Linked DNA regions of Homo sapiens: region 2 is linked to region 1. A link is a contact called in ENCODE Hi-C or POLR2A ChIA-PET data. All regions are on one chromosome and are shown on one strand. Each heading gives the region's core, a stretch centred on a gene start or an enhancer-like site at or near the end of the contact. The rest is flanking DNA. Distances are from core to core; before and after follow the strand shown.

What was found. Hi-C counts contacts between places; a loop is a spot of excess contacts on that map. ChIA-PET counts read pairs that join two places held with the same protein, here RNA polymerase II (POLR2A). Pooled maps may share reads with other maps.
Region 2: a pooled map shows a loop between it and region 1 (4-fold over the local background). The contact joins two enhancer-like sites. A Hi-C loop is called at or near these places in 1 of 37 single-sample maps with no recorded cell type and 6 of 50 pooled maps. POLR2A ChIA-PET finds 5 or more read pairs at or near these places in 5 of 52 experiments (B cell, HEK293T, T-cell and 1 more).

What each region holds. Positions count from the first base shown.
Region 1 is chr1:8,522,919-8,527,619 of GRCh38, reverse strand. The region is part of intron 7 of RERE (arginine-glutamic acid dipeptide repeats); the gene reads left to right. Among named protein-coding and RNA genes, the nearest start is that of SNORD128, 30 kb to the right of the region's middle. RefSeq lists an enhancer at 2,210-2,259 and a silencer at 2,076-2,370. Within about 2 kb of position 2,284, at least 38 of the 41 ENCODE cell types and tissues checked have a DNase peak (open chromatin) inside an H3K27ac peak, as active enhancers do.
Region 2 is chr1:8,645,646-8,650,534 of GRCh38, reverse strand. All of the region lies in intron 2 of RERE (arginine-glutamic acid dipeptide repeats), which reads left to right. Among named protein-coding and RNA genes, the nearest start is that of SNORD128, 150 kb to the right of the region's middle. Within about 2 kb of position 1,339, at least 2 of the 41 ENCODE cell types and tissues checked have a DNase peak (open chromatin) inside an H3K27ac peak, as active enhancers do.

The DNA.
Region 1 (4,701 bases), core at 1,035-3,534:
GACCAAAATTAGAATCCACATTTCTTAACTTGCTGTTACAGTAACCGTTTTTATAGTGTGCTCTATGTAACAGTTTCATGGGCTTTCAGAGACTGATGAATTTATTACATATTATTTTGTGTTGATTTCTTCAAGTAAACATTTTCCATATGAAAGGGTTAGATAGTTTGTTTTTTTTTAATATATACACTTTTGGGAGGAAATTCTTTGCTGCTCATATTCATATTATTTGGCTGCTAGGTTCTAATTCCATTGCTTTTGTGTTTAGAAAGTATTTTTCTCTAGACTGTTGGTAGTAACAGCAGTTTTGGGAATATGTTGTCTCACATACCAATAAGGGAAAATGTTCTTCCAGCCTGTAGATACTTGTTTCATGTGTTAGGTCAAAGGAAAACGTATTTAAGTGTACTTGGCATTTCTTGTATTTTCTAAATTACATTATCGGCAGGATAAGAGTTTATTGAATCATAGTTTCAGAATTTAGTTTATTTCATAGCATAAACGGGAGTGCTATGGAAATGGAATTGATTCTGCATTCACTGTAGGAATCTTGAGGACACTGTGTGTTCTTTTCAACAGGCTTTAATTTCCTGACATTCCATTACATTTCTGGGAAACAGAATTGGCACTGCCCTTTCCTGCCCTATCTTGTCCTTTATAATTTTGGCGAGGTTCATGGTCTTCCATTTCTTTTTCTTTTTGTAACTGATTAATAATCTATAGAATCACCTCTTAGTTTGTAAGTGGAAACTAAGCCTGCACATCCAAAGCTAGGATTTCTTATATGGATCTGCCTTAGTATTTTGAATCAGGACCTCAAATGAGATTTTTGGATGTTCATGTGTTTGTGGCACGATGTTGAATCTTGAACCTTCCTGTCTTTCTAATTGTTAGAATTAGATTCTTCAAGCTAGACTTGATTGGGCTAGTATTACTTTAGGAAATGTTTTAATTTATTATTTGGGGAATGTTTTATTTATTATTTTTAGTTTCTTATCTAAGGAAGATTAAGCTGTTTGCAGAAAATACAGTTTTCTTTAGCTACCCTGCTCACAATACCATCTACACTGTGTCTGTACCTGTGTGACAAGGCCAAGCACTCCATAACTTTACCCGGATTGTTTGGTCTTTTTCAAAATGTTTAGAGTTTCAAAAAGAAATTTGTGAAGTTGCTTCTCTTAAGTAGCTACTACTATGTTTTTAAATGTGTTGCAGTATTTCTATTAGTTGATCTTGTGTGTAGTCATTCATATCTGTCTTTTGATTCTATTTCTTGGTGATCTTGCTTTTTAAAATCACCATTTACCTTAAAAAAAAAAAAAAAAAGACAAAACTTGCTGTTGTGCTGACAGAGCAGAGAGCATTTAACTGACGCTCCTCCGTGGCTTGGCTTGCTGAGTTCCTGACAGAGCAGGGCATTTAACTGAAGCCTCTCCATGGCTGGGCTTGCTCAGTTCCCTGCTGTTGGCTGTCTTGGATCCCCTTTCTAAGGCCCCACTTCCCTGCACACTAGCTTGGTGTGCAGGGAGAAGCTGCAGAGTCTGTTGGCTGGGCTTTATTTACGGAAACAGCAGGGTTGAGATTGATTGCGTCGTGGAGAGACAGTGTGTGGATGAGGGAGGGTCACAGCACATGCTCAGTCCTGTCAGAGTGAGGGGAAGTTTCTGCGTTCTGCGTGAAGGCTTAGGTCATAGCACAAGCTCAGTGAAAGCTCTATGAGGTCTCTGAGACTGCATGTGCCTCCATTTTGAGTTGTTAGTGTAGAAAAGGGCAGAGTTTTAGCAGAAAGTAAAGGTTCAGGAATCCAGCTAGACTCACCAGAGCCCGTGTTAGTCATGGATGATCCATTCAGCCCCTGCAGGTAGGCTATCTTCCCCTGGCCTCACCGAAACAGTGATGGGTTTTGCTGCTCTTTCTCACTTCTGAAGGTGTTTATGAATCATTTCATCATTCATAGTGCATGTTCCTGAGAGCCTTTAATTCAGCCCTAGCTGGCCATGTAGGTGGTATTGTGAAGCGTAAAATCAGAACTAAGAATGGGGACTACCGGAGAGGCATTCAGCAGATATAGAATGTGAAGCTTTGCGGGTCCCTCTGTCCCTGTCCTCTTCCCCTTACCTCTTCGGCTCGTAGTATAATCTTAACCTCAGTCGTGCTGGGTGTGTGTTGCCAAGCTTGTTTGCCTTCAAGACCTGCAGAGCAAGCCTGCAGGCCGCCCCCTTGCCTTGTGGCTAGTATGGAATGCCTGGGCCGCAGAGCAGCTCTGTTTGGATGTTTTAGGAAGGATGGTAGGTGGGCTTCTATTGGTTGCTTTGAAGGTGGGTGGAACCTTGTTTTGATTGAGAGCCTGTTTGCCAGAGCAAATTATAATTTTTGTGATCTTTTTCTGAAGTCTGACATATTCAGGGAACAGTTGTGAATTATGATTGCAACAATAACACCTTAAAATTGATTTTTTTAAAAATGAAAGGTTATGTCACATCAGTTTTTACTTAGTCTCTTGCCTTCAAAAGGAAGCAGACTCATCTTCCTTTTAGAGCTTATGGAAAATTCTTTGGCAATTAAAAAAAGTATGCATTGACTTTTGTGTTAGAAATTGAAGTTTAGGTATTTTGTTTATTTTTGTATCTGTTTTAGAATCGGATAGCATTTTTTGCATATGTGTATGTTGTCATGTGACTTGGAATTCTATTCTCTTAAATGGAGTAAAAAGAGTAGTTGGTGCTGAGAAGGCAGTCATTGACAAGGCCTCATTTCGTACCCACTGCTTGATAGCCAGACACTAGTTTCTTCTACCCAGGGGAAGTTGTGCTTTTGGGGTGTCCTGTTGCAGAGCAGGTTCAGACAGATGGCTTTCACTGTGGTTTATTTAGGGAGCCAGTCAGAATAAGATTTAGGACAAATTGAATTCTTACCCAAGTAGATATTAAATGAAGTTTTTGAATTATACTGTTTGCTCCTTTTTGTTTCCACTCCTTTTTCTTCTGATAAAGGTTAGAAAAAATTTGAATGCCACCTAAATTTTGTGCATTTGTGAGGATGGAAGAAAGCATACAATATAGAAGAATGTGCAACTGAAAAACCCTCATAGGAAGGAGAAGAAATTTACTATGCATTGATACAAGGAGAAATTCCTTGTGTAAGCTCTTAGTGGTGTAGTGTGAATTTGGAGTGTTGCATGGTCAACTCTTTCCAGGGAGGCCCTTGATTTTAGTGGAAAGTTTTTAGGAAGGCTAATGTTGGTGAATTCTAGTCACTGAAAATATTACTGAAGTATAATCTGTATTCTTACAGATTCAATTTTGGGATTGCAACTAAGGAGATGAATTGTAGAAGGATAATTTAGGGTGTGCGTTTATTATTTTTGTGATCAATTTTTTTACCCATGTGAGGGCTTTCTTCCCATTGTGACCATATTTATTTGGGCATTGCACTGGGGAGTTTTGGGGAGGTACCCCATACCATATAATGTTGCTTCTGGAACTCGCCTTATTTTACTCTGTTTAAAAGCACCATTGCTCTTCCTTCCTGCTTCTTTTAATAAAAGTATCCCTTCAATAGACGAGAGGAACTGGACACTGCACCACTTTCTGTCATGCACTTGTGGGATCTGGGCAGGACTCACATTTCATGCTCAAGGAACAAACTCATTGTTTGAGTCAGGAGAATATTGCCTTTCTGTTCTAGATCTTTACCTCTTCTGAAACTTTCTTTACAGTTAACAAATAAAAATGTGAACAGGAAGCTGTGCTCACAGCCGAATCAGCTCTGGATCAGGTTCCTGCCACTGGTGTGGCTGGCCTGTGTGGGCCTAGTACAAATCTGTATTTATGGAGCTTGGATGCCGCCATCTATTTGATGGTGAAGACTTGTGGTTGCTGACTGTGATCTGTGGATATTCTGTTGTTAAGAGTCGAATTTGTCTATGTTTCAAATCCAATAAAGTAACTCTAATGAGTGTGGTATGTATTTCTTCTATATTATCCTGTCTGGGAAAAATATTTTTTGGAATGCTAAAGGCTTGCTTCAGGGCTTCTGTGCTTGTCTGGTGGAGGAGGTGAGGGAACAGCACATGGGAAGTTACTCTGGTGGTTGATGAAGTCTTTGGTCTGTGTAGCTTGAACATGGAAAAGATGCTAGTTTGTTTCATTTTGGCTTATGGTTCTGCTTCTGTTGCACTTGAGAATATCAGGAAATGTTGGGAATGTAGCAAGTAGATGTTTCAAAAAATAGAGAAGTTCACAAAGTTAATATCTTATTAGTTGTTCTTATCATTGTAATAGAATCTCGAATTCGAATCTGAGGGAGCCTCACATTTAAAGCGTTCCTCTGTCAACATAAGTTTTGCAGTCTGTCTTTGGTTGAAAGCTAGAATGAACTTGATTGTGTTTAATTGACATGTCACTTTTTTTTCTTTTTCTTTTTGAGATAGGTTCTCACGCTGTCACCCAGGCTGGATGGAGTGCAGTGGTGTGATCTCAGCTCACTGCAGCCTTGACCTCCCTGGGGACCTCCCTAGGCTAAGGTGATTCTCCTGCCTCAGCCTCCCACATAGCTGGGACTACAGGTGGGCGCCACCACACCTGGCTAATTTTTTGTATTTTCTGTAGAGAAGGGATTTCACCTTGTTGCCCAGGTTGGTCTTAAACTTCTGGCCTCAAGCAATCCATGCTGCCTTGGCCTCCCAAAGTGCCAGGATTA
Region 2 (4,889 bases), core at 90-2,589, 120 kb before region 1:
CACCTTGGCCTCCCAAAGTGCTGGGATTACAGACGTGAACCACCGCTTCCAAGTGAATAGATCTTTAATACTCATTTATTTCTATGGGATATAAAGCACAAATTAAGATTTTTCAAATATTTATTGCTTTCTACATCTCTGAATTGGTTTTACTACTCAGAATAAGTATAAATTATAGGGACCTCTCGAAATGTCACTGAGAATGAGCATAGCAGGGATACTTTGAGGATAAAGGTAGGCTTTCATATAATCATACTTTTCTGTCCCAAGCTATATTTAAATTGTTTAGTGTTTAGAAGCATGTGATCTTATGGAGAAATTAAATATTATTTAGAATTTATCACTACGGTTTAATCTCATGCGTTGTCACAACCAGGTCTTTTTCACCTTTGCTGCTAAACTCTGGGATTACCTTAATTTTGTCCTTAGGAGCTCAGCATAATAGATTTTGTTACTTACACTGCCCATGTTCCCGCCTGCCTCGGGGCCTTTGCACTTGCTCTTCTCGTCTCGGTAACACACTTAATTCTTATCTTTTCTTAAGCTCTGCCACCCCAGTGTCACTGCCTTTCTCCCAGGTTAGTCAAATACATTTCCTTAATAAATACTGTTATAGCCTTTTTTGTATCTTTTCTTCTAGCACTTAGAACAGTAATAATTTTATTAGGATTAATAAGTCTCCCTTCTCCAAAAAAACAGCAATTCTTATTTTCCCCCACTCATCATTGAATTCCTGCCATCTACTGACAATAGTGTACACATAGTGTGTATTCCATAATATATATACATTTTTTTTTTTTTTTTTGAGACGGAGTCTTGCCCTGTCATGCAGGCTGGAGTGCAGTGGTGCAATCTCAGCTCACTGCAACCTCCGCCTCCTGGGTTCAAGTGATTCTCCTGCCTCATCTTCGAGAGTAGCTGGGATTACAGGCGTGTGACACCACGCCCGGCTAATTTTTGTGTTTTTAGTAGAGTCAGGGTTTCACCATGTTGGCCAGGCTGGTCTCGAACTCCTGACCTCAAGTGATCTGCCCACCTCGGCCTCCCAAACTGCTGGGATTACAGGTGAGAGCCACCGCGCCCAGCCTGTATTCCATAATATTTGTTGAATAAAGAAATTTCTAGAAACATTAAAAAAAATTATTGACTCATTGATGATGTTAAAATTAGAATAAGACTTCTGGAAGTCTGTTTTGTATTACTTCCCAATGAATGATTTAACAGACTTGTTTAAAAATAAAACCAAAACAAAAACCTTGTGGGGCTCTATTGTATATTGTCCTTGAGTCAGATCTAACTTCTTTGTTGTCTGTCAGCCATTACTCCTGTTTTGAGATGACTGTCACGGTAACAAATTGATTTATTACACAGCTGTGTGCAGCCAGATTTTCCTTCTGGGCTTCTTTAGCATAGGATATTGATTTCTGGAGTTTGCTGTAGGTGGCATATTAATTTCTTTCTACTGTTTTCAGTTAGGTTCTAGGAAATTTGATTCCTTTATTTCTGGTGTAGGTAGAACTGGTTAAAAAACTAACTTCATATTATTGTGAGATTTTTTTTTTTATTTTGGCATATTGGTATTGCTTGCTATTTGGATAATGAAATGTATTTTTTTTTTCAAAAGTATGTATTAATTTTTTAACATTTTGTCATATTAACTGATAATTTTGTTTGATTGTCCTATTTACCCTATAGTCCTAGAATATGTGTTCCTTCTACTTTCATGAACATAGTGCAAAACATGTATTTATGTATATAAGTTTGTGGTTTGTGAAATCTTAGGTGATGCAAAATATTTGACCATTTTATTTGACAATTTTGAGGAAAAATGCCCTGGAAACTAGAATTGTTTACTTTGATCACTTAAGTGTTATTTTCTTTTGATGCAAATGGAATTTAAGCTGGAAAAAATTCAAACTAGGCAAAATGAAACCTGAGGATCTAGTTTGAATAAAAATGGAATATACGTTATTTCTAAAACCTATTTAAAGTAAATGACTATAGGTCAGGTGCAGTGGCTCACGTCTGTAATTCCAGAACTTTGGGAGGTGGAGGTAGGTAGGTAGATTGAGCCCAGGAGTTCAAGACCAGCTTGGGCAACATGGCGAAACCTTGTCTCTACTCAAAATACAAAAGTTAGCCGGGCTTGGTGGTGTGCTCCTGTAGTCCCAGCTACTTGGGAGGCTGAGGTGGGAGGATCCCTTAAGCATGGAAGGTTGAGGCTGCAGTGAGCAGTGATTGCACCACTGCACTGCAGCCTGGGTTACAGAGTGAGACCCCATCGCAAAAACAGGTAAATGATTTCAACATGAAACATGATGTTGAGTGGACACAGAAGAGCATAATACTGTATAATTCCTTTTATAGAAAATTTTAAAACAGCCACAACTAATCTTTGGTGTTTGAAGTCAGGAGAGAGATTGCCCTATGGGTACAGGGAACAGAACATTAAGGGGACCCCCAGGTTCTGGCCATGTTACGTTTTATGGTACTGGTTACATGGACTTGTTCTGTGAAAATTTACTGCATTTTGCACTTCTCTGTATATGTATTACACTTCAGTAAAAGTTTGCCTTAAAAGAAAAAGTAAAGATAACATGCAACTATTTTCTAAATGGAAAATTTCCATTCAATCAAGTTACTGTTTAAAGTGGGGAGGGAGTCCCCGATATTTTAACAAATGGTCCTAACATTTAGCTACTGCGTCTTCACTGAGGTCTGTGGAGGCTGCAAGTGGTGTCACATCCTTAGTTCTCTGAATCATCGAAAGCTTCTGTAAGGCAATTAATTACTCAGACAAACATTTCCTTCCCAAAATAAAACAAAACCAAGATGTGGTATTTGGTGTTCCAGGGGACACACACACACACACACACACACACACACACACACATACATATTTTAAATAGAAGCTCATTTGATCTGTAACTTTTTATCTACATCTCAATATTTAGAAGAATTTTAGGTATTAATAGATGTGACATGCAAATGAAGGTGTCTTCTTGAAACATTCATATTTTGTGGTGGGGTAGTTTTATTGATAATGGCAAGAATATTTTTGTGTAACATAGCATAAAGGCATCTTTAGGCAGAGCTTAATGTTTTTTTTCCGACATGTGACAAATTCAGTTGCACTTATTAGACCTATTATTAATCTGCTTAAAGCTTTTCAGTGTATTCCCTGTTCACCAGCAGGTTTGTTCCCAGAACCTGGCACTGTAGACCCTCTGTGACCTAGTTGCCTATCTGCACAATCATCTTTAATGTTATTTAATCAACGTTAATCTTATTTGGGAGGAAACACAATGTGGCTGTGTGTTAGTATGTTAGGGATGCTGTGGCTGTATAACAAATGGAGTGGCTTAAACAACAGAGGTATGTTGTCTTACAGTTCTGGAGGCCACACATCCAACAGCAAGGTGTTGGCAGGGTCGTGTTACCTCTTTTTCATTTCTTTTTGAGACAGGGTCGCCCAGGATGGTGTGCTATGGCATGATCATTGCTCACTGCAGCCTCAATCTCCTGAGTAGCAGGGACTATAGGCATGCATTACCATGCCTGGCTAATTGTATTTTTTGTAGAGACAAGGTTTTGCCATGTTGCCCAGGCTGATCTTGAACTCCTTGGCTCACACTATCCGCCCACCTTGGCCTCCCAAAGTGCTGGGATTTCAGGCATGAGCCACTCCACCCAGCCTCATGTTACCTCTGAAGGCACCAGGGAAGGATCTGTTTCAAGCCTCTGTCCTTGCTTACAGTAGTTTGCTGCTTTGTGGCAGCGTAGTGGTGATCTTTCATAGCATTCTCTTTGTGTACATATCTCTGTGTCTATCTACATTTTTCCTTTTTGTAAGGATGCCAGTCATATTGGATTAGGGCTCACCTTACTTAATGTTAACTAATCACACCTACAGTGTAATTATATTTTCATGTGTCCTTATTTTAGTTACATTGGCAATGATGACCCTGTTTTTTTTTTGTTTGTTTGTTTTTTTTTGAGTGGCGGGGAAGGGTCTCACTCTGTTGTCCAGACAACAGTGCAGTGACATGAACACGGCTTACTGAAGCCTTGAACTCCCGAGCTCAAGTGGTCCTCCTGCCTCAGCCTCTCAAGTAGCTGGAACTACAGGTGCACGGCACTGTGCCCAGCTAGTTTCTAATTTTTTTTTAGAGAAGGGATCTTGTTTTGTTGTCTAGGCTGGTCTTGAACTCCTGGACTCAAGCCAGGAGTCTTGCCTCAGCATCTCAAAGTGTTGAGATTACGGGCATGAGCCACTGTGCCTGGCCTTACCTGTTCTTTAATAAGGTCACATTCTGAGCTATTGGGAGTAAAGACTTCAACATACGAATTTTGGGAAGGACAAACTCATCCTGTAACAGGCAGGAAGAGCTTTGTTGTTAGGTAGACTCAGGTTCAGGTGTTTCACATTTGAGAGCTTTGTTGTTAGGTAGACTCAGGTTCAGGTGTTTCACATTTGAGTGACATCTCCTCAGTTCTCTTAGTTGTATGTCTTTGGAACAGTTGGGAAAATGTAGTTCTTATTTTCAGTCACATTATAGTGAACTTTTAGTTATGGATTACATTAGTTAACTTTTAATTTCTTCTGTTTCTTTTGAAATTTTATTTCATCTTTTAGTTGATTGCCTTTTCATGTATATTAGGAAGTTATTCAAATTCCACGTATGTGAAAGACAATTCTTTAGCACATAAAAACTTATTACTTCGTGAGGATAGAGGAAAGAGAAAATACTAAAGTTATTCTAATTAGAGAAATGGGAAGTGATATTTGAGACAAATTAATCATATCTTTTTTGATTTTATAGGGAAAGGATCATTAAGTATCATGAAACCTGTACTGTAGTTGTTCTCTGCACCAAGCATTGGCCACA